Regions from separate parts of the Homo sapiens genome. Here region 2 is linked to region 1. Evidence: chromatin loops called from intact Hi-C (ENCODE). Cell type or tissue: CD14-positive monocyte. All regions are shown on one strand. Links, peaks and the distances in the headings refer to the core of each region. The heading gives the core; the rest is flanking DNA.

Evidence for each region. Peaks named below come from ENCODE experiments on the same cell type or tissue, not always from the same donor. Only the 100,000 strongest peaks of a DNase experiment are listed, where the experiment ranks them.
Region 2: it touches region 1 in a loop (11-fold over the local background); 5 of 110 quality-filtered maps call a loop at or near these places.

Annotation. Positions count from the first base shown.
Region 1 is chr1:119,901,491-119,913,515 of GRCh38, forward strand. NOTCH2 (notch receptor 2) reads right to left here. Exons shown (of 34, transcript NM_024408.4): 34 at 10,063-12,025. Among named protein-coding and RNA genes, the nearest start is that of ADAM30, 11 kb to the left of the region's middle. In CD14-positive monocyte, for the core only: no CTCF peak of the experiment used is centred there; no DNase peak of the experiment used is centred there.
Region 2 is chr1:119,954,567-119,966,591 of GRCh38, forward strand. It overlaps NOTCH2 (notch receptor 2), which reads right to left. Exons shown (of 34, transcript NM_024408.4): 9 at 11,810-11,923; 10 at 10,887-11,000; 11 at 9,008-9,241; 12 at 4,826-4,936; 13 at 474-666. Among named protein-coding and RNA genes, the nearest start is that of ADAM30, 64 kb to the left of the region's middle. In CD14-positive monocyte, for the core only: no CTCF peak of the experiment used is centred there; no DNase peak of the experiment used is centred there; H3K27ac peaks cover 1,513 bases.

The DNA of each region.
Region 1 (12,025 bases), core at 9,526-12,025:
CAGATAATCTAACAGAAAAATGAGCAAAAGAGTTTAACAAACACTTCACAAAAGAGAAAATTTATATGATCAGTAAACAATTGGAAAGGTTCTCAACCACATTACTAATCAGAATACTGCAAATTAAAGCTTCTATCGGATGTCCATCAGGTTGAAAATGATTCAGGAAGCCGATTAACATGAAGTTTAGGTGAGGTTGTAGAAGAGTAAGAACTCTTATATCCTTTGGTGGCAATGTAGATCAGTAAAACCACTTTAAAGCCCTGTTTAGTGTTTCTTATGTATCTGAAAATATGAAGACCCTGTGATCCAGCAATTCCACTCTAGGTATATATCCTACAGAAATGTGTATGTATGTACACCAGGATACATGGACATAACAATATTCTCCACACTGATAACAATCCAAATCTCTATGAACAGTGACTGTGGCAATGGAGATGATGAATCAGTTACATGCAACAACACGGAAGAATTTTACAAATATGGAAAAACAAAACATAATGAATATAAAGTTCAAAACCTGGCAAAATCTATCTCTGTTTTTAGAGTTTCAATCAGAAATTGTTACTGAGAATAGGCTGTCACTTTAACAAATACCTAAAATTTAAAAGTGGCTTTGGAACTGGGTAATGAGTAGAGGTTAGAAGAGTTTGGGGGTACATGATTTCTTTTTAAACTGTACATTGCCATTAATGAAGCATTAAGGATGATTCTGGTGAGGGTTTAGAAGAGAAGAACTGTAGAGAAAGCCTCAGTCTTCATAGAGATTACCTAAGTGGTCATGGTCAGAATGTTGGTATTAAATAGAAATGTGAATGGTAAAGGCTATTCTGATGAGGTATTAGATGGAAATGAGGAACGTCTTGTTGAAAATGAGAGGAAAGACAATCCTTATGATAAAGTGGCACAAAACATAGCTGAATTGTGTTTTGTGCAAGGTAGAACTTCTGAGTGATTAAATAGGATATTTGCGGGGGAGAAATCTCTAAGCAAAGTGTTGAGGGTGTGGCATGACTTCTCGTGATTGCTTATGATAAAATGTGAGAAGACAGAAATGAGCTAAAGACAGATAATCAAAAAGGGAAAAGAATGTAATATATGGAAAATTCTCAGCCGGGTCATGTTCAGAAGAAAATACCATGGGTGTGGCCAAATCACTCTTTGATAAGGAGATCAGGATCACTCAGCCCTGTGTCATTCATCAAGACAATGAAAGAATGACCCTGAACATATTTGGAGATCTTTGGGACTGCCATTTCCATCACAGGTCCACAATGGCAGAGCCATGAAGGCATAATGGTTTAAAAGGAGGGGCCCAGAACATATGTGGGGCCTTTAACTCACTGCCCAGTGCCACTTCAAATCTCTGCTCTTTGATTCAAATGCAGCACTTTTTGGCCACCCCCGGTGTGGCTCCAGTGGGCCCAGTTGTGGTGCCAGCAGCAGTGGCTGGCCCTCCAGAGGATGTGGGTAGTAAACCTTTGCAGCATTCACATGGTGCTAAATCTCCAGGCACTCAGAATGCAAGAACTGTGGGAGGATGGCCACCTCCACATTGATTTCAAAGGATACCGCAGAGATTCTTGAAATCTAGGCTGAGAACTGCCACAGGGGAAGGACCACCACAGACAGCTGCCACTAGGGCATTGCTCAGTGGAACTGTGGGAGTTGGGTCACCACAGAGAGTCCCCAATAGGGCAATGTCTTATGGAGCCATGGGAGCAGGGCTGCCCCAAAACCCCAGAACTGTGGAGCCTCCAGTGTAAAACGCCGCCTGGGAGAGCCACAGGCACCTAATTCCAACCCCTGAAAGCTGCTGTGTGGGCTGTGCTCAGCAAAGCCATGGGGGTGAGGTCACCTGGAGCCTTGAGGTTCCAACCTCTGCACCAGTATGTCCAGAAGGCAGGACATCAAGTCAAAGTTGATTGTCAAGACTTAAGATTTACTGTTGTTTACCCTGAGGGGTTTTGGACTTACTTGAGACCAGTTAACTCTTTATTCCTTCCTATTTTTCCTTTTTGGAATAGAAACATTTATTGTATGCCTTCTCCTCCACTGTATTTTGGAAGCATATAAGTTTAATTTCACAGATTCACAACCAGAGGGCAATTTGCCTCAGGATGAATCATAACTTGAGTCTCACTCATACCTGATTTAAATGATGTTTAGACAAGACTCTGGACTTTAGACTTCTGTGTTGATGCTGAAATTAAGAGTTTTGAGGTTATTGGGATGGAATGTGCATGTAAGAACAAAATAAATTTTGGGACACCAGAGGCAGAATGCTACAGTCTGAATGTTTATGTCTCTCCTAAGTTGAAATGTGAAAACTTAATCCCCAATGTGGTGGTATTAAGAGGTGGGCTTTTGGGAGGTGATCAGCAGGGTCCCATGAGTTATGAATGGGATTAGTGCCCTTAAAAAGGAGCCTGAGGGGGCTTCTTTGCCCCTACTGTCATGTGAGGACCCAGGAAGAAAGCGTCGTCTTTGAAGCAAAGAAAGAAATAGTCCTCACCAGACACTAAATTTGCTGTTGTCTTTATCTTGGATTTCCTAGCCTCCAGAACTGTGAGCAAGATCTGTCTTCAATTTATATATTACCCAGCGTGAGGTATCTTGTCATAGCAGCCCAAATGGATAGTTGGTAAAATAAATTGAGGAAATTATTACTAAACCTGTCAGGGAGCTATTATTTCTAGGGTGAAAGGAAGGGGCTATACTCAGGAAAAGAAGGGAGGGAGGAAGAAGGGTATGCTTGGTGTAGCTTTTGCTGGGGTGTTAGCAATATATTTCTTGACTGCTAGGGTTTGCTGTACATATTTGTTAAAATAGTCCTGAAAGTTTTATCCTCACTTCTTTATATGCTGTATTTTACAATTATTAAAGAAAAAACTAAGACAAATTAAATTTAACAAAGTTTGTGCAGGAAACAGGTTTTAGAACTGGGAAGCATTCTGAACCAAAAATTGTTCAGAATACCCCCACCTCCATCATGGTGAGCTATACTTAAAAATCAGGAAACAAGAAATGACATACAGGGATTAAATGATTGGTACAGTTTGAGGTTTGTTTTATTTGGGCATAATCTGGCAATTTAAAGCCTGGGATTTGCTGAAGGTTCAGCTACTATAATTGGCTGAGACTCAGTTGGTTTGTTACAAGGGTATACTCCTAGGTTAGTTTACAACTTGTTTACACATCAAGCTAGAATACTTTCACTATGTTTGAAGGCAACATATAGTTGGAGCATGTTTTATTTCGTTTTTTTAACCCATTTAGCCAGTCTATATCTTTTACGTGGAAAGTTTAATCTGCTTACATTTAAGATTATTATTGATATCTGAGGGCTTATTCCTGTTTTTATTTTATCAATTGATTTTGAGTTTTTTGTATATCCTTTGTTCGTTTCTTTCTCTTTTATCGTTTATTATTGTGGCTTGGTGATTTTCCTTAGTGGTAACATTTGAGTCCTTTCTTTTCTTTATTTGTGTGTTTGCTCTACCAGTGGGCTTTATACACTCATGTGTTTTCATGATGGTAGATATCATCCATTTGTTTCCAGGTACAGGACTTCCTTAATCATTTCTTGTAGAACTTGTCTAGTGGTGATGAATTCCCTCAGCATTTGCTTATTTGGGAAAGACTATTTCTCTTTCGTTTATAAATAACATTTTGGGTATAGTGTTCTTGGTTGGCATTTTTTCTTTCAACACTTTGAATATATAATCTAATTATCTTCTGGCCTATAAGGTTTCTGCTGAGAAATGTGCTGTTAGTCTGATGGGGATTCCCTTATAAGTGACTAAACACATTTCTCTTGCTCTTTTTAGAATTCTCTGTCTTTGACTTTTGGCAGTTTGACTATAATGGGCCATGGAGAAGACCTTTTTAAATTGTATCTATTTGGAGATCTATGAGTTTCCTGTTATCTGGATGTCTAAATCTCTTGCTAGACTTGGAAAATTCCCAGCTATTGTTTTGTTAAATAGGTTTTCGATCTTATATTTTCTCTCACCTTCTGAGACACCAAAAATTTAAACATTTGGTTGCTTAATAGTATGCTATATGTCATGTGGGCTTCACTCATTCTTTTAAATTCTTTTTTCTTTATTTTTGTCTGGCTGGGTTATTTCAAAAGATCTGTCTTCAAGCTCTGAAATTCTTCTGCTTGATCTAGTCTATTATTGAAGTTTTTGAATATATGTTTTAATTCCATTCAATGAGTTTTTCAGTTTCAGAATCTGTTTGGTTCTTTTATGTATGACCTCTATCTCTGGTAAATTTCTCATTCATACCCTGAATTGTTTTTCTAATTTCTTTGTATTGTTTACTTTGTTCTGTTGTATCTCACTAAGCTTTAAAAAATCATTATTTTGAATTCCTTTCTGGGATTTTGTAAGTTTCTTTTTAATGGGAATCTTTTGCTGGAGAATTATTGTGTTCCTTTGAGGATGCTATCTTTCCTTGCTTTTTCATGTTTCTTGTGTCTTTACACTGATATCTGCACATCTGGTGTAACAATCACTTATTCCAATTTTGTGAATTTGCTTTCATAAGGGAGGACTTTTTTCTGAGGATGTATCTATGGTATTGGTTGTGTAGGGCACTTTGGCTTTGATTCCAGGTGCATGCGGTAGTGTAGTCTCTGTATGATTTCTTTGGCTGTAACCAGCATCAGTAGCAGTGGCATAGGGTGTGGTTGTTAGTGGAGGCTGTGGTGACATTCTGCTAGGGATGGGGACACAAAATGGGCCAGTCCTTGTGTCCCAGTGGTGGCAGTGGCAGGCTGACAATGCCTGTTGTTGAGCCCCAGGGTAATGTGCACTGGCACCAGTGTTAGCAGATCTAGACAGGCTGGTTCTTGGGCCTCCAAATGGCTTGCTTTGGTGCTGGCAGTGGCAGTGGTGGGCTGGACAGGTTGGTGGGTCTTTGGGCCCCTGCACAGTGAGCAAGGCATAGATGATGGCAGTAGCAGTAGTGGGACAACCTTCTTGTTTCCAAGCAGTCTGCACTGGGGTTGGCAGGGGCAGAAATTTGCTAGTTGGGCCAGTCCCCAAGCCCGTAGGTCATGCATGCAGGTGGGTGCCAGCTGTGGTGGTAGCAGCAGGTTGGATGGCCCATCCTTAGGCTCCTGGAAGGAGTGCTCACATGCCGAAGGTGGTGGATGGGGCAGGGTGATCTCCAGGCTCCTGAACAGTATGCCTGGGCACTGTGGGAAGAGGCAGAGCTGGGCCAGGCAGGCCTGTCTTCAACAACCACTGGCAGTGTGTGCAGGTGCTAGCTGTGGTAGACAGGGGCAGAGTGATCCTGGATGTGATGGTTAACATTGTCAACTTGACTGGAATGAAGGATGCAAAGTATTGTTTCTGGGTGTGTCTGTATGGGTGTTGCCGAGGAGATTAACATTTGAGTCAGTGGACTGGGAGAGGAAGACCCACCCTCAATCTAAGTGGGTACCATCCCATCAGCTGCCAGCACAGCTAGAAAAAGCAGGTGGGAGAAAGTGGAAGAAGCTGACTTGCTGAGTCTTCTGGCTTTCATCTCTCTCTCCTGCGCTAGATGCTTCCTGCCCTTGAACATCAGGCTCCAGGTTCTTCGGCCTTTGGACTCTTGGACTTATACCAGTGGTTTGCTGCAGACTCTCAGGCCTTTGACCACAGACTGAAGGCTGCACTGTCGGCTTCCCTACTTTTGAGCTTTGGACTTGGAGTGAGCCACTACTGGCTTCCTAGCTCCTCAGCTTGAAAACAGCCTATTGTGGGATTTCACTTTGTGATCGTGTGAATCAATTCTCCTTAATAAACTCCCTTTCATATATGCATATATCCTATTAGTTCTGTCCCTTTGGAGAACTCTCACCAATACACCAGGTCCCTGGCAGAATGCTTGGGTGAGGGTGGCAGCAGATGCCCTGTGACCCTGCTGCTAGTGGGCAGGGTTGTTTTCAGTGGCAGCAACCATGGGCAGGTGGTTGGGGAGTGCATGCTTTGGCCCTAAGTGGAAGATGTGCATGAGGTAGCCTGTCCTTAGGTTGCTTATAAATGTGTGGTGGCCAACTGCTGGGGGTGGGCAGTGTCACAGCCAATGGCTTACACTTTGGGCCTGGCAGTAGCAGCCAACAGCAGCAACCAGCAGCAGCAGCTGTGGGTGGAGGATATCAACGGGGGACCCAGGATGTGGAGATGCAGAGGCTTTTGAGCCTCATGACAGGATTCATTCTGCTGAGAGATGGACTCTCAAAATGGAACCTTGCTGTAGCTGCTTAGGATTTGCCAGGGGTGGTGTGTGCGGGACCCAGCGTGAGCTCCCATTCTAGAGCAGTAGAGTTGTATGGTCTTCAGGCAGCTTCCTATGTTAGTTTTAAGGTCCTCAAGGGTCGAGGAGTTATCTCATGGCTAGGATTGCAAGAATCTACAGTGGGAATGTGGACTGCTGGGGGTCTCTCACTTACCCTTTCTCCACACTGGAGAGCCTCTCTGGGCTCCCAGCTGGTCATGGCTGAGCAGGCTGTCTCACTTCTCTCTTTCCTTGCCTTAGGTGTTTCTGGCCACTTTTCTGTTGAATTCCTGTGTACTCTTTTAGATGATCTAGTTGAAGTGTGATTATCTTCTTGTTATTTTTGTTCTTCTTTGTAGAAAACACAAGTACCAGATGCCTCTAGTTAGCTATATTGAAGCCCGTCCACTGGGTTTGAATTTTTTTAAAAACACAAGTACCACATGCCTCTAGTTAGCTATATATATTGAAGCCCCTCCACTGGGTTTGAATTTTTTTAAGGTTATTGGGGTGTGTGTCTGTGTGTGTGCGTGCACGTGTGCACTATTGTAAATGTGGTCTTTTCAATTACATCCTGCAAATGGTTCTTCTGTGAATTGGTTTTACATCATTTTATTTACTGAATCCCTAATAGTTTATGGTAGTTCTCCTCTGTTTTCTTCAGTTGTCCAGGCATATAGTCGTATTAACCTTCTAACTATTATATGTAAAACCCTAGTTTTATATGTAAAACCTAAGCACAGTAACACACATTCTGATGTAACATGATTAGTGGTTGATGCCTATCCTCTTCCAAATCCACTTTCTTCAAACTTTTCTAGGAGGCAAGGGAAAGGGGTCATGGAAGAGAGAAAAAGGAGAGAGACAGAAATGTGAGACAATTGCATGACAGCGGGACAAGGGCTGGGTCCCTACATCTCAGTGCTTGCCCAGCCTAAATTTTCTCAAATAGGCACGTGCAATAGACAGGTGATGTTTTACAATGAGGCTCTTGAAGCTCTCAAAATTATCGGCCAGGTTACAAAGCCCATATTCAATCAAACATATATTTATGCTGAGGCACACAAGTGCTACCAGGTAGTGCCAGATGGCAGCCATGACCCAGATGGGTATGAATTATTCAGCTGGAGCCCAGAACTCCTGCCTTGCAACCTGACTCCCCTGGCTTGTCTCACTTGGTCAATTAAATTCACAATAATGGAGTCCCACATTTTATACAATTGCATTTGAAAATAGACTTTTTTCATGGACCAACTATTGCAAATAACAATGTTTTCCAGAACAAAAATAATCCCCACAGAGCAAATTTATAAAAATAACTAACTGGGAAAGAAAGGAGGAAGGAAAAAACAGGAAGGGAAATGGAATTAGAGGATGAAATATAGGAGTTTTAAGCCATAAGCATTATACATCTTCAAACATCTGAAATAAGTATAAAATATCAACATTTTATGAATTCCAATATTAGATGCTTGTACGTTTCTGTAGGTTATTGTAGAAACATTTTATTGAAGTATAATTTACATAAGTCAAATGCATAAATCTTAAGTTAAATTTTACATGAAATTTTACGTATATATACACTCATGTAGTCACCACCCAGGTCAAGATACTTTCAGACTCCAGAAAGATTCTTCTTTCTCTCACTTCAGTCTAGACCTTTCTCCCAAAAAGTAGCCACTGTTCAGATTATCTATTTACTATTGGTTGGTTTTTCCTAAACTTATGTAATGGAATCATACAGAATGTATTACTTGTGTCTGGCTTATTTTGCTCAACATTATTTTGATGAATATACTACGTGTTGTTGCAAGTTGCTCTTTTTCATTTATGCGTAGCATTCATTTCAATGAATGTACCAGAATTTATCCATCCCACTGCTGATGACTGTCTGCACTTTGAGTGCTCAAAGCCAAAGTGGTGAAGAAACACACTACTAGATCAGAAAAAGAAGTCAGGATTCTAAATACGTACTTTTTTTTAACTTTATGCTTTCTGCCTAGACACATCAATAACAGGTTACCAGTGGAAATTTCTCAGAAATATAGTTGGAAGGAGAATGTTATTTTAGGTAATATGTTTGCCCCTTCAGATTCACTCTCTTTCCTTCTCCACCAAGCTCCCAGCCAGAAAGCTGACTTACATTGATAGATTATAATCAACAGCTCCCATATTTGCAGGCTTCCACTTGGAGTCGGCAAACAGAGAGCCCAGTGAAGCAAATGAGATCAGGGTATTCATTCATTCCCTAGCTTCTTTCTGGGAGGGCTTAAGGCCCACTGTGTGCTTTGAAGGAAGTCACAGCTCTTCTTGAGGTAGCCTGCTCTACAGCAGCAGTCTCCAACCTTTTTGGCACCAGGAACCAGTTTCGTGGAAGACAATATTTCCATGGACTGGGGCCAGGGAATGGTTTGGGGATGAAACTCTTCCATCTCAGATCATCAGACATTAGATTATCATAAGGAGTGCGCAACCTAGATCCTTCACATATGCAGTTCACAATAGGGTTCATGCTCCTATGAGAATCTAACGCCACTGCTGATCTGACAGGAGGTGGAGCTCAGGCAGTAATGCTTGCTTGCCTGCTGCTCACCTCCTGCTGTGCAGCCCGGTTCCTAACGGTTCCCCACAGGCTAAGGTATCCAGTCTGTGGCCCGGGGGGTTGGGGACCTGCTCTACAGGACTCTGCTTCCAGGTCCTAGTGACTTCTCCTGGCCTTTTGGGCCCACAAGTGGAAATAGCTCTGCTGATGCTAACACGGGTTTCTGCACAACTGTGTGTCGGTCCCTGACATTGCACACACACTTTTGTAATTAATCCTTTGTAAATAGCCCTCTTTGATGTATCCTAATTTGAGTGTGCCCACACTTTGTGGATGGGACTTGACTGGTACAAATATTTTAAATGTGTTTTGCTAAGTGCTAAGGCAAAAGAAGGAAAAGTTGTATTCTTTCACACACACAACACACACACAACTTCATATACCCTGTGGCTGAAAGACGTAGTGGCAGAGGCAATTAACAGGCTCGCAGTTCCCCCACTGCCCACATCCTGAAAAACATGTGGGCATTAAGGAGGTTGTTCTGATAAAGGAAGCAGCCCCTCTCCTTGGGTCGTGAAGCTTTTTAGTTGCATGACTGAGGCACTAGCCCCTCTCCTGGCATGCTCATGGTCTAGTGTCCAAGCCTACTGCTCCAGCTTTGTGATGGGGTGGCACTTGGCTTCGGCCCTACTCTCCTTTTTTGGCTTTCACGTCTGGGAGTGCCCCGAGTCCTCCCTGCATAATCAAAGGCTAGCATTCAAGACTTAAAATTGCAGGGGCAGGATGTGGTCAGCCACCCAATGGCCTGCAACCTGGATCCACTGAAGCAGGTTTTCATGGAGCAATTTAGTTCCCAAATAGTTTGCAAGTGGCAACTTGAGCTCTGAGTGGCCGGCCTGCACAGGTGATCATTCCTTAGCTCTCAAATTCATTTTATTCTTCCACCATTATAAAACCCAATATGAAGACTAAAATGTTTTATATAAAATTAAAACATTCTGAACATAACCAATTAATGCTAAATTACGTTAAAACCTTAACTGTGCAGATCTTGAACAAGGCTCCTTTATCTGCTTAGCAGAAGCATATCCTAAGATTTCAAGTCATTAAAAAAAAAACTGTTACCATTTATAACTATGCATGTGTGACTGATAAGTTTCTGCAAAATAATGGAAAATGGAAATAAGATGCTAGGGTCAATATGAGACTGCTAATGCCATACATATTAACAACATCAAGTATTCATGTTCAAATATCTCACTGACTTTATAAATAAATGTATGAATGTGAACTTATAACAAATTTATACACAAAATATTATTTTATAATCCTGTATATTAAGTTCTACACAAATTTCACTTAAGGAATGTTACAAACCAATCATTTACATAACAGCATAATTAATATTATGACTTATATCCCAGTTCCCAATTCTTGCTATAGCAACTACTTCGCATTTCCATTGGAAGGCACCTTGTCCCTGAGCAACCATCTGTTTGTCACCAGCTATGGCTAGTGCACAGAAGAGTGCTCAGTTTTGTGATGTTTCCTATTTGACAGATGCTTTTTCCCCAGGATCATTTATTTATGATCTAATTAAAGGAAGAAAAAAAGAAGTTTGGTGCTAGGCTTTGTGGGATTCAGAAAGAAAAGAAAATTTGCTCTCTCAGCAAATTATGACATCATGAGGTAACACTGCCAGGCCATGGATGCAGTATTGGAAAATAAAAAATACAACACCACTGAGCTTGGCAAACCTTTTTTATTTTGTGATAAAAATGCTTTCATATAAATTTCATCTTAACTACCTTTAGAATGAAACGGAAAAGTAAAAACAAAGTGTGCATTTTCCTTACTACGTTTAGTCAGGAATATGCGGTCATTTTATTGGTTACTGGGTTTCTCATACAAACAGATATAATATCACTTTTAAGAGAAATGTACACAAGGAAGTAACCATAGTACCACTTATTAGTGGGGGCCTCTGGGTACATAAATGTGTCCTCCCAAATAGTCATCATACATTCAATGTATTGGTTAGGGCCAAAATCCCTAAACCACCTCTCAACAAAACATTACACCTTTGGTTCTTTATTATGCAAAAATTACAAATTGGCAAATTCAATAAGAGGATGCAATGGATTTGAGCATCACAGCCAATTGCTTATACTAAAATATTTTAATTCTCAGACTCTCTTTCCCTCATACCTTTCCCTTCCCCACCTCACATAAGAAAATGATGCTTAAAACAAAACAGAGGAAGCAAATAAACAAACAAAAAAACCTATCCCCAAAGGCAGGCAGAAGAGGAGTCAAAGAAAGAAAGCATTTATAACAATAAAAATAAACCAAAAATAGCAGGGGAGGATCTATACATGGCATAAAAGATGTGTCTCATAAAAACTGAGTCTCCAATTCAGAACCCAAATGAGAAAGTGATTATCCATCTTACCTTCCCTTTTATTAGATACCACACAATTCAAGAGTTCTTAAAATCTAAGAGATCAGTAAAAAGTTTGAAAGGCAGTGTTGTCCTCCTCATCACTGAAACCTGTTGTCTGTAATGACAGCTTTCACATTCCCTTTCTCCAAACCCAAAGGATCCAAATTAAAGTAGTCCAAGAAAAAGAAACAAGCAATTTGGTCTGACATTGTGCTTAAGGAAAAGGGAGGATATAAAATATCCAGTGGCTGGATCAGTAGCTGATACTTTCAGAAGTGGGGCTGGAGCAGGAGGGCAGAAAGGGGCAGGTACGCTGTGGTCCACAGAGGTCCATGCAGATAGGTTCTCCCCATCTGTGAATAATAAATGGGTCCAAGGGCAGAGAGTCACCATTTAGAATGATAAAATGTTTGCACACTATGAAAGAGGCTGACAGAATGTTGCCACATGGAGAGAATAAAGCAGAGAATGAACAAACTTAATCTGCTTATCTCAGGGCAGAAGTAATTATTTTTGTTGGTTCAATAAATTTGGATAGGACTGAAAAAACCATTTGTAAACTATTATGCCAACAGACACGCAGGGTTTCCATATGGGGCCACCGACAGACAAATCAGGTAAGTGGGAAGCACTGATGCATACTTGCAGCCATAGAAGGAATGAGAACTGTCATTCAAACCAAAAGAGTCGGGAATTCACCTGTTAATATCTACAAAATGCCCAGGCAGAACTTATTTTGCAGGTGTCATGGGCATCACAGC
Region 2 (12,025 bases), core at 6,949-9,448, 50 kb after region 1:
GGCTTAAAAATTGCAAATGTTTTATCAGGGACATTTCTAAAGTTGGCTGAAGCGGCCCTACTTCAGAGCACACACTGGCACTGTGACAGAACAGAGCTGAGCTATGTTTAAGCAGGGGAAAAAAAATCAAAAGCTAGAACATTCTTCAGAAATCATTCCAGTAATACATACTAAAAACATAACTGCCAAAGATTCATACAATGAGTATGGGTTCCTCCCATGAGGTCCTTGCTAATGACCCATATAAGGGAGACATTCCTCCTTATGTTCCATCTAGGTCCTCACTTATGGAAGGGAGGGGCCAGCTTCCATGGATTAAATGGTAATTCAGAAGGCTTTGATGCAGACTACCAAATCTTCAGCAAAGTTTCAGCTCAAAGCCCCATTTGACAACTTCAGGCTGTCACCAGTACTACAAGCCAACTGGCTTAACACAGGTCAATAAGAAACTATCACATGGGGCAGCTACTCACCCACTGAGACCTCCAGTACAGTTTCCATGGATGCAGGGATTGCTCAGGCATTCGTTCACCTGTGAGTAGCAGCTGGGGTGATGGGGTCCCTCGGGGCATATACAGCGGAAACCATTCACACCGTTGATACATGTTGCACCCTTGCGACAGGGATTGGAGGCACACTCATCAATGTCAATGTTACATCTCTGCCCTGTGGAGAAGGGGGACAGTGTTAGTCACATCCTAAATGCTTAGGAAATAGACCCAGAACTATAAGACACGTTATGTTGACATCCTTCATCTGCTCAGGCCATAAGGTGCCTTGAGGCACCAAATGTCAAGATGTAAGGAATTAGACACCCAATAACACTTAATGCCATGCAAAGGAGCAAAGAGCATTGACTTTTGATAATCAAGGAAAGTTAACAAAAGGCTGGAAAAGTGTTATAGCAATTTGGCATTTTCTTTCAACTCAGAAATGGGGAAACTTCACAAGGTTCTAAGAAGAGAATGTCAAATGTTACCAAAGAAGGCTTCTCTTCTTAATGCTGCCCTGAGTACAACTCAAAGAAGCATTCATTAACATGCTTTGTGCCGGTTTAGCACAAATTCATTTTCTCAGCCTCTTACATTTCTATTTATGGTAAATCCAAATTAACTGGAATGCTTAATGAATGGGCTAGTAACTTAATTCAATAATTAAATTGATTGTAAAGAAAGGTTATTTTGTTTTCATTCTTAGAGTCTATTAATCCATTTTTTTTGACCTCAGGAAGTAGAGTCTCAAAGTATAATTTTGTTGTCTTCTGATATTAGAGAAAATAATGCAGTCTGTCACTGCAGACCTATGGTTCTTAAACTTTAATGTGCAAAATCATCACTTTAAGTTGTTATTTTAAGTGGAGATTCCTAGGCCCTATCACCATAGATTGTGATGAATAGAATCTAGCAAACCATATTTTTTTAAATGTAGGTGGTGTAAAAACTAGATTTTGAGAAATTCTGTTCTAGACAATTATTACTTATCATCATCATACAATGTGGATACTGGGAGTAAGTGAAATTGAAGTGAATATGTTGCTCCTCCAAGACATAGCCAAGATTGCTCTTTAAAAAGATGTCTGCTATAACCTTGATATTTCTTAGGCTGAATAAAGTAATACGGGTCAGTTATACAAGTGTTTCCATTTGTTACATTTTGAGTAACTGAGATTTAACTATATATTCCAAAATGATATGAAATGTTAAAATTACCTATAATTCTATAAATGAGTGGCATCAAGCAACTGCTATGAATTTATATATTTCAAAGAACACAATGTTCTGATTCTGATTTTGAAAACATGCATTTTTCTCATTTAAGAAAGAGCAATCCTGTATTTAGAATAGGACATTCCAAATGAAACAGATACCCACTCCTATGAAGTATGAGTATTCACATTTTTTCACCCTCCATTGCTCTCTAAACCATCATTGGTGGTTCTTGTGGTAAAAACCCATAATCTGGAAGTGGCTGCTGTTTTCCTCTTAAGTGTTTTATTAATAGCTTATTTTTAAATACTATTTCCTTGGCCTCAACCACTGATTCTTTGAGCTGTTTGTCAGTGGCACCAAAATATGAACCAGAGCTCTTCAACCACACAGTTAGCCTCGGCCCGTAATATAGTGAAGGATAACAGGAAAAAGGTTTCTTCATTTTTGGTCTTTTCTTGGAAGCGTCTCCTCAGAAGCCACTCCTCCCAAGTTTTCTTTATTTGCTTTTAAATTTATTCTTTGCAGAATAAATTTTCAAGCCATCTTTATCTGAAAGCATTAAATGCAGTCCACTATGTTGATTGACAGCTGTTCCATCAGGAAGGTCCTACCCTCAAGGAGTTTCCACTGAGCATGAGGAAAGTCCAGTGGAAGGCCAAGAAATTTTTTGGGCTAGGTAACTAAAATGAGAAGTTACCCAGTGTTTCTTCTGACTTAGGCACTCAATAAATTGGTGTTTAATAAATGAAAACATGGTATAGTCCACACTTCAGAGTCTGGCATTAGCTAGCAAAAGCGCTATATTTGAGTCCCATTCATTCGTTCATTCAGCAACATTCACTAAGCGTTTCCTACGTGCCAGACATTGCTTTAGACACTTGCTATAAAGATGATTAAACGAGGTCTCTGCCTTCTGGGAACTCACAGTCCTCACTATGCAACTCACTGGCAGAGGCCATGAGTATATACATCAAGGTCTGTCTCTCAGTTGCCTTATTTGTTAAACGGGTATAGTAGAACTTCCTTTCTGGATTGTTATGAGAATTCAGGAAGATAATGGGCATGAAGGTGCTTTGTAAAACTGAAAAGCAGTTTATAGAAGTATCACATAATTCCTTACATTCCCCCATTTAAAAAGGTTCTAAGAGAACAGATAACTTAGTATTAAAACAAAAAAATCCCCTTTAAAGCTGTCAAAGCTATTATTAGAATGATATGGGAAAAATATATTAAAATAAAACAAGAGCAAGAATAAAACTCCTCACATTTACCACTCATGAGTATATACCACAGTCATCTCTAATGTTTTTAGCAGCTGATTAAAAAAATCATCTCAGACATAGGCAACAGTTCCATGAACAGGGGACCACCTAGTAACCAAAACATTCCATTTCTTGCTTATAAGGTTTCATGCTACACCTTAGGTTTATTTTAGAATATTTTTAGCCTATGTTCTCCCTTCTTGGCCTTCCTGGTTTGCTGAATATTAAAAAGAGAAAGAATATGATTCATTGGCATTCTGAAAAAAATGAGTCCAGTAGAAGCCTTATATAAACACACACACACACACACACACACACACACACACACACACACACACACACACACAACAGGCCCCTAATCAGGATGTCCAGTGTAGTGGGAATGAGCATGGGCTCAGGGGTCAGATTGCCTGGGATGTAATTCTGGCTGCTGTGCACTGGTAACATTACTTAACATCTCTGTGTTCTGGGTTTCTTATTCTGTAGGTATTCTCAACGTCGGTGACAATTGACAATTTAGTGCCTAGCTCAAAATTAGTTCTTCATAAATGTTACCTATTCTCTTTGTATTACCCACTTATCAACAATGTACCTATTATCCTATCTAGCAGGGATTTTTGTGTATTCACTCGACTGCCACTTGATCTTGGAGTAACAAGTTTCAGGATGCAGAACATCAGGCTACTACAGCAGCACTGGGCATTGGGTATGACAGTTTTCATCAGATTTTGCTTCTCAGTGATCTTTCACTGAACAGGGATCACTGTGACCCATTTGGGTGCAAACTTTCCTTTCTAATGTCCACAATCATACCAAATAGGAGAAATTCTTGTGAAATAGAGAACAAAGTACATTCTTGGCAAATGAATGGTGGACATTCACTTCACTTTGCTCTGGCTGCTTTCTGCAGACTCTATCAAAAACTCTGAAGGGTGTTTCTCACATTCGAGTACAAACAACCACATGGAAATTATTAAAGGGTAACATGTTAGTGGCTGCTTCTGTGTGTCACTGTCCAGGAAGAACAGAATGTACAGTGTGTGCCTTCTGATGATGCCAAGAAGAAACTCAGGTGTGTCAGTGAGGGGCCTCAGGTTTCTGCAGTAGTAGCCTCTAGCACTTTTTGATCAGGAGGGTAAAAGATAAAGGTAATATTGACAAGTAAAGAGAGAGAAGATGTGTGTGTGTGTGTGTGTGTGTGTGTCTGTGTGTGCGTGTGCATGTACACGCACATGTGTGTATGTGTAAATGCCTAGGCTGTTCATACTTTAAGAGAAGTTATATTCAAAATTCTTCTAGCCATTTACTTTCTTCCTCCTGGGCAGAAAGATCTCTCTCATGCTACCCAAATTAGGGTGGTCTCCCCAAGCTCTGACCTCATCCAACAATATTTCAGAAGACGAAGTACCCAGAAATAAGCATTCAGTATTTTCACAGAATTCTACCTTGAGTATGTCAAAGAGGAGGTACCCAGAAGCAAGCATTCAGTATTTTCATAAGATTTTACCTTGAATATGTCTTTACGGAAGGCCTTGACTACTACCTGTAATCAATAAACATAGCTTTGGAAGCAATGTAACTCAAGCAAAGCAAAGGCAATTTATGGTCTGTCTAGGAATTATTTTCTGGCAGCAAATAAACACATAATCGAAAAACTCTAATTAATGAAAAGTATGTTTCAGTTTAGAAAAGGTCTGTGAACAGAAAACTGATCTAGAGAAGCAGAGAAACAGACTACTAACCCTCCAGAGTGACAAAGAAATAGGAAACACTTGAAAAGCAATATTCCTTTGGATGCTATATTCCCAAAGTGATAGGGCTGAAGGAGGGGCCTTGCAGTAAAAGGAGCTTTACCTGTGAATCCTGGTGAGCAGACACAACTGTAGCGATTAATGCCATCCATACAGATTCCATGGATACAAGGGTTACTTGCACAGTCATCAAAATTAATTTCACAATTAACCCCTGGAAGAGAAAACCCAACGGAAACCATTCAATGTTACCACAGAAATACTAAGGCTTTCTGCTTGTGATGCAGCAACGTGGTAAGAAATCTAAGGTGAATTCCAGCCAACCCTGGACAGAATAAAGCAGAAGTTCTCAAAATGCAGTCCACAGACTCGTTCAGGAAGATACAGGAGGTCCAAAGGATTTTATTAATCATACTTAGCCATGATCTTTCCTTTTCACTGTGCTAACATTCAAACTGATGGTGCAGAGGCAATGGGGTGAAACCGATCACATCAGCATGAATCAAGGCAGTAGAACCAGACTGTACTATAATTATTCTACTGCTCACCTCCACATGCCACAGTTAAACAAGCAAAAACGCCAGTTTCACTCAAGAGTGGCTTTGTTGGAAGTTAAAATTAGTAACTTTATAATTTTAATAAATCTCGAACCTTGAGTAATGTCTACTACTCCATGTGATGAAATGGAAGTATACATAAAGCATTTCTGTGGCATGCCAAGTATGAGAGTTGTCTCCAGGAAGAGCTATAATGCTATTGTTTGAGCTGTGAGTTGAAATAGCTGCTTTCTTCATGAAACCCCATTTTAATTGAAAGAGCAACTGACAGGCAAACCAGGGTTAATCAGAATTGAGTATTTAGCAAATATTAAGTGAAAGCAGCAAACCTGTCATTTTGAGGAAAAGCAAATTGACAGTATTTTTGCCAAAGATAAAACTTAAGCTTTCAAATCAAAATTAGGATTTTGGAATTTGTATCTATCACTGTGAGCTTGACACTGCCTGTCAGTATTGTAGGCTAAATTTCAGGATAAATCTTGAGTCTAGTAACTTCCTCCTGAGGTAAGCTGCCTTATTTTTGCTCTACTGCCCAGATGAATGGAAGAGTTTGGTTATATTAACAGTATACAATCATTATTGTTACCATTATTTGTAAAGAGATATTTGTGAAATATATTTGTAATATATTTCACAAATATCTCTTTACAAATAATGGTAACAATATTTACTTTTTATTTTTGTATGAATTTAGTGATGCTTTCTGAGTATCACAGAATAATATTTTGGTAGTTTAAAAAGACTAAAAATAAAAACTGGTAATGAGAATATAAGAAAACAAAACATCCAGGATAAAATGCCATACTTGTGATTCACTCATACTTTGTTTTTCTTTCTTTTTTTTCAGAGATAGGGTCCTGATCTGTCACCCAGACTGGAGAGCAATGACACGAGCACAGCTCCCTGCAACCTCAATATCCCTGACTCAAGCTATCCCCCCACCTCAGCCTCCCGATTACAGGTGTGTACCACCTTACCTGGCTAATTTTTATTTATTTTTTGTAGGGACGAGGTTTTGCTATGTTGCCCAGGCTGGTCTCAAACTCCCAGGCGCAAGCAATCGTCCCACCTCGGCCTCCCAAAATGTTGAGATTACAGGTATGAGCCACTGTGCCCATACTCTGCAATAATGTTTATTAATAATAATTACAGAGGAACAGTTTATTGAGTTCTATGAGCAAAGTACGCTGCTTTGCCTGTCATGTAAGTTTTCTCTAACCCTGTCACCCACCCTGCACATTAGTCTGTGTTACACCCATTTTACAGACAACAGGGCTGACCTGCACAGTGCCACCATTAGGGCAGGAAAGCTGGGCTCTGAACCCTGTTTGTGTGGCTCCACAGCATCCTCTTTCCACCACACTGTACTGTCATCCCATGATTAATGAGGCTATACTGCCTAATTAGCCATAAATGAGGGAAAGATTTCCATATTCCCTGCAGAGGAGTGGATACCTTTAGGAGATGTTTCTAACCCTTGACTGACAACCCTGCTTTACCCTCAAACTAAGAAGGCAGCACCCCCTCCCAATGAAGCCCTGATGATCCAATGTGACTCCAGCCCCCTGTCCATGGTTTATTTGAGTAGGAAAAGATGCCTGGATCAAGCCAGGCCAATGAGATTCTCTCATTACAACACTGAAACACAGACTGTGTGACCTCTGGTCTACAAATGCCCAGTTTCCTATTCTTTTCTCCAAAGCCTTATTATTCAATTGCTTGGAATCTATAAGAGGCTCTGGGTGCTTTCGCTAAGCTCTTTCTGTTTCTTTGTTTTGTTGTTGTTTATTTTTTGTAAATGATGACTTAAACTAGCTCAAGTTGGTCTGTTACTTGAAACACAAAGAAACTTACTTAAAACTTTACTATCATAAAAGCACAGATGAGAGAACGCACTGAAGGTAACTCTGGGTAGTATATCTCACTTTAAGTACCCAGTGAGTGACTACCACAATTTTAGCTGACAAACTGTAAAATATTTCTTCCATCCACTCCCCTATCCAAACACCAAACTACCAACTTAGGCCATATAAGTGGAACAGGAATTCTTACTCTAGAACTTCAGACTCTATTCATAATGCCTCTTTTAATGGATTTTCCACCCAGGTCCCTGATACATGCCAGGTCTTTCTCCACCCATTACAGATCAACATTTTTTTAATGTTGTCTGACCGTTGCTTGCTTTAATTCTCCAAATAACTGCAGGAACATCTTTGGCAGGTTCTGACAGATTCCGGGCCTTCCTTTCCATGCTGCCTACAGATCACTCATATTGACTTCTCACCTTCTCAGTGACAGCTACTTATACCATACCCTCTCTGTCCTCCCCAGAAAACACCTGATATATCCTGGTATAATGATATAATGCCAGAGAAAACAAAGTGCTTGCCAACCCACCACTCACCCAGGTTTCCAGTATGTTTATTATGATGGGAATGATAGCAAAGTCTAAAGCCCCTCGATTCTAAAGACATCCAGTCAATTGCTTGTAAATCTCTCAAATTTCTTTTCCTACTATAATTTCTCATGTCTGAGGAACAGCCCGGAAGCAAATTGCTTTTGGAAGTTTTCACAAAGATCTATTCAGCCCTTTTAGTGAGTTATCTAAATGTGGGGAGGGAAAGGCATTTTCAGCTGTGACGGCATGGGATGTTTTTCGTATGCTTGAGCAATTCAAAAAGGACTTTGTTTTCAAACTTGGCATGTATGAAGCCTTGGGTAAAGACCAGAGCCTTTGACAAATTTGAAGAAATGGATTTGGAAACAGTAAAAGAAAATGAGGGTAGCTAACTACCCTCTCCACCTCTGCTCTCTACATAGGTCATTTTCCTTACATCCAGAATGAGTTCTCAATAAATCACTCCTTTATATTGGCAGGTTTCCTTCTAACAAAGGCACACATTGGTTAATCTTCCACTAATACATTTTCCTTTGATCTGGAACATAGTACATCTCTGTCCACTAACCATAGTTGTGACCATAATCATTCATCTAATAAGTAAAACAGAACCATCCAAACCTGTGAGATGCTGCTGCCTGAGAAAATAATTCCACATCCCCCCAGAAAGGAGCAGCATGTCCTCACGACCAACAAGGAGTCATTCAACCAAGGTCAGAGAACAATGATGAACTCCGAGGATAGGAAATGACAGCTCTGCGTTCTACTTTAGTTACTGTGGTGTGTTGTAAGGTATCTCCTCTTCCTTAGAATCCCCCAAGATGGCTAAGGCCCCACCAGAGACAAGTGACTGAAGAAACATGTCACAATAAAGAGACTGAACTGTGAAAGAGAAAATACATTAAAGGAAGGGAAGAAGGGAAGAAGGAAGGTAGGTAGGAAGGAAGGAAGGAAGGAAGGAAGGAAGGACTGAATTTATTAATCTGGGTGGGGTGGAACTTAAAGAAAAAAAGATAATATAGCCACAAAAAAGAGGGTTTTCAATTTTAAATCATTAATTTTAATTTTTGAAGTGGTATGCCTCTATTTAACAAAACACACACAAACACACACACAAAATCATCAGATTGGCAGAGCTATTGTCTCTGACTTCTCCACTGGCTAGGGCCATTTGCCTTGAGACATTTATGTTTGTGGCTTTGGCTGTGCTTCTCAGAATCAGGACTGTTTTTTAGGTATCTGAGCATATGCCAACAGTCTGAAACATCTGTGTAAACAGATTTGAGAAACAGTGAAAACCCCATACCAAACATAAACAGAGTGGGCTTACCTGACGTGCCTGGCTGGCAGTTGCACTGGTAGCCATTGACCAGGTCAATGCAGCGACCATCGTTCAGGCAAGGGCTGCTGTAACATTCATCAATCTGGTCACTGCAGATGGCGCCCATGTACCCGGGATTGCAGATGCAGGTGTAGGAATCAATACCATCCTGACACTGACCATGGTGGCAAGGATCGGGGTCACAGTTGTCAATGTTCTCCTCACACAACACACCAGTGAAACCTTTGGAAAGAATTTTATCAAGGATTCTCAAAGACCAAGGCAGATATTCCACACCAGAACACAAGTGTAGCTACATCCATTTACTCTACACATTCGATGTGTGGTCAATTAATACTGCAGGTCTTGAGCAGTAGAAAACGACGATCTGCATTGATTTAGAAAGTATGCCTGGAGAGAGGTGCTTAAAATAAAGATTTCCAAATCAAATTTTAGAATTGAAATACCTTCGCAACTGATCAATAATTTCATTGCAGAGATGCTTTAACTGCACCTTCATTTCTTACTAGGCTTCAGGTATAACAGCTCAAAATATTTTTCCTTTATATATTTATCTTTGTATTTCTTTCTTCCCAAGTCCAATATACAGGTTAATGATTTCATGTATCTTATGTCCCCAATTCTGACTTTGGAGGTAAGAGAGCTTTATTTTACTTCTCTCAACTCCTCTGAGAGTAGTATGCATATATAGTAGTTTTAAATAAATACTGGTTGAATAAAATGAATGAACCTGTTATGAGAATTTAAAAGAAAAAGAGACAAGTAAGATTTCCTTTCTTCGAGGTGTAAATAGACAAACATTATATCTTTCCCTAAAAGACTCCAGGAGTCCTCCCCCCACTTTTAAACCTGAGCTAAAGGTTTTTAATCTCTTTGAAACTTATCCTCTACAAGAAGAATCTGGCCAGGGGAAGACAAAATCTGGATTCTCTGACAAGCATTAACTATTTGCAAAAAGAAAGAAAGTGGCTCATCTGAGTTGTCCTAAACTAAGTAGGTCTAATAATTAAAATATTAACTTTTTGTATTAATTTTCACAATTAAATTTGCTTTTCTGTGATCAGAAATAAATTATATGCATGATGCCTTTAATCTTTAAGACTCCATTCTCTAAAATTAATGTCTTGAATTACATAAATAACTTCTTTCTCAAGCAGTCAGATAATAAAGAAGTTCACTTCTAATAATTTCTAGCCTTTCTGTATAATATTTGCCTGTGTAAAAGGAAATGTGTAATAGGGAACATCTGGCTTACTGAAATCCAATCCCAAGTACAAAATGTGATTACAAACCCAGAAATGCAGAATATTTGTGCACAGATCGTTTTTGACTCTAGTTGCAGAAGTCAGCAAAGAGGACCCAAACTTTCCCAGTGAGAGCTCTCTCTCCTGTCATTTACACACTTGACTCTCAATCCTATTTTGGTGTCTTTTATGCAGAATACCCCTGCACTTGTACACATTCAGCCTTTAAATTTCTGGGCCTTCTTTCAGTCACTTGCTTCAAGAAACACAGAGCCAGGCCTCCTGCTGAGAAGCCCCAGTGAAAAATAGCTTTCAACTGGATTTCTTCTCTTTCCTAAATGAGTCAATCTAGCCAGCTGGAAACTTACTGCTGCCAAAATCTGTCCCAGAAAGACATGGATACCAAATGGAAATATCTGGGCCAGACCACTGTTGTGGTGGAGGAGGCAGGTGCTGCAGAAAAAGAGAGCAGCAAAAAATTTGTTAGAAACAGCTCTTCCTAAACACAGAGGAGCCTCTGGGAGTGGACTGGCCTGGCACAGCAGCTAGCAGAGGACAGGGACAATCACCCTATTTTGTTCAGATGGACCTACCAAGGAGATGAAAAGTGAGAAGAATCTTACCTGTGGCACACTGGCATTCATAGCCATTCGGGTGATCGATACACTTTGCCCCATTCAGACACGGAGTACTGGAACAGTCATCAATATCAATCTGGCAAACTGGCCCAGTGAAACCTCAAAAAGGGACAGTGGTAACATGAGTCAAAGGATTATCTTGTGTCTCCCTTTACCATGAGAATGATGTTAGGTTACTAGCAGGGCTTATACCAATGGGTCAATAAGCCTATGCTTTATTATTCTCCCCAACAGGTAACTGGAATAACCAGGTGACACTCAGGGAATCAGAGGCACTTGTGGTGTGTCTCTACCATTGCTTCTTCACAGACAGACTTCACTTCTAAATGAAGGATGTAGGAAGTGAAATTTATAGGTGGAACCTCAAACAAGTAACTGTAGCTTCAGAGGCAACAGAAACCTTCTCTCTGAAGATACAATGGGGTAAGATGCAATCTATGGAGGACAATTTGGCATATCTTCAAAAATAGCTTGAGGAAAAAAAAGGAGAGACAGAGAATCTTGGAAAAATTGGCATGTGTTGTCTGTTTCTGAACTCATGGGTGAAATGTCTAAAAATAACAGTCTCACAGAGGGCCTTCAAGAATATGACCCATGGGAAAAAAATAAAATCCCGAATAGCCTACAACTAAGGCTTCTGTGAGGTATGAGCATTCTGAAATATATACACAGACGAAGAGGTCATGGGCCATTCAAGAATAGACTTGGACTTTTGGCCACAAAGGACTTGTAAGATATAGTAGCTAAAACAAATTCTCTATTTCTGTACACACACACTCCTATCACCAAGCACTTACTCTAATGATTTCCTCATGCACAGCCCACACACATTCTCTCCCTGCTCTCTTCCCTGTGGTCAGTTGGCTTTGTGCTTTAAGAGAAAACAGGGCCAGGTCGTGGGCACTTACCAGGAGGACACAGGCACTGGAAACGATTGACTTTATCCACACACTGCCCATTGTTCACACAAGGGTTGCTCTGACATTCATTTATTTCTAATTCACAATGCACACCTTTGAAACCTAAACAAAACAGACCACACAAGTGGCTTAAAGAGAGAGAAAGGTGTATTCCAGACAAGGAAGCACAAATTTGCAATGATAACTACATCCTTTGCGAGTACA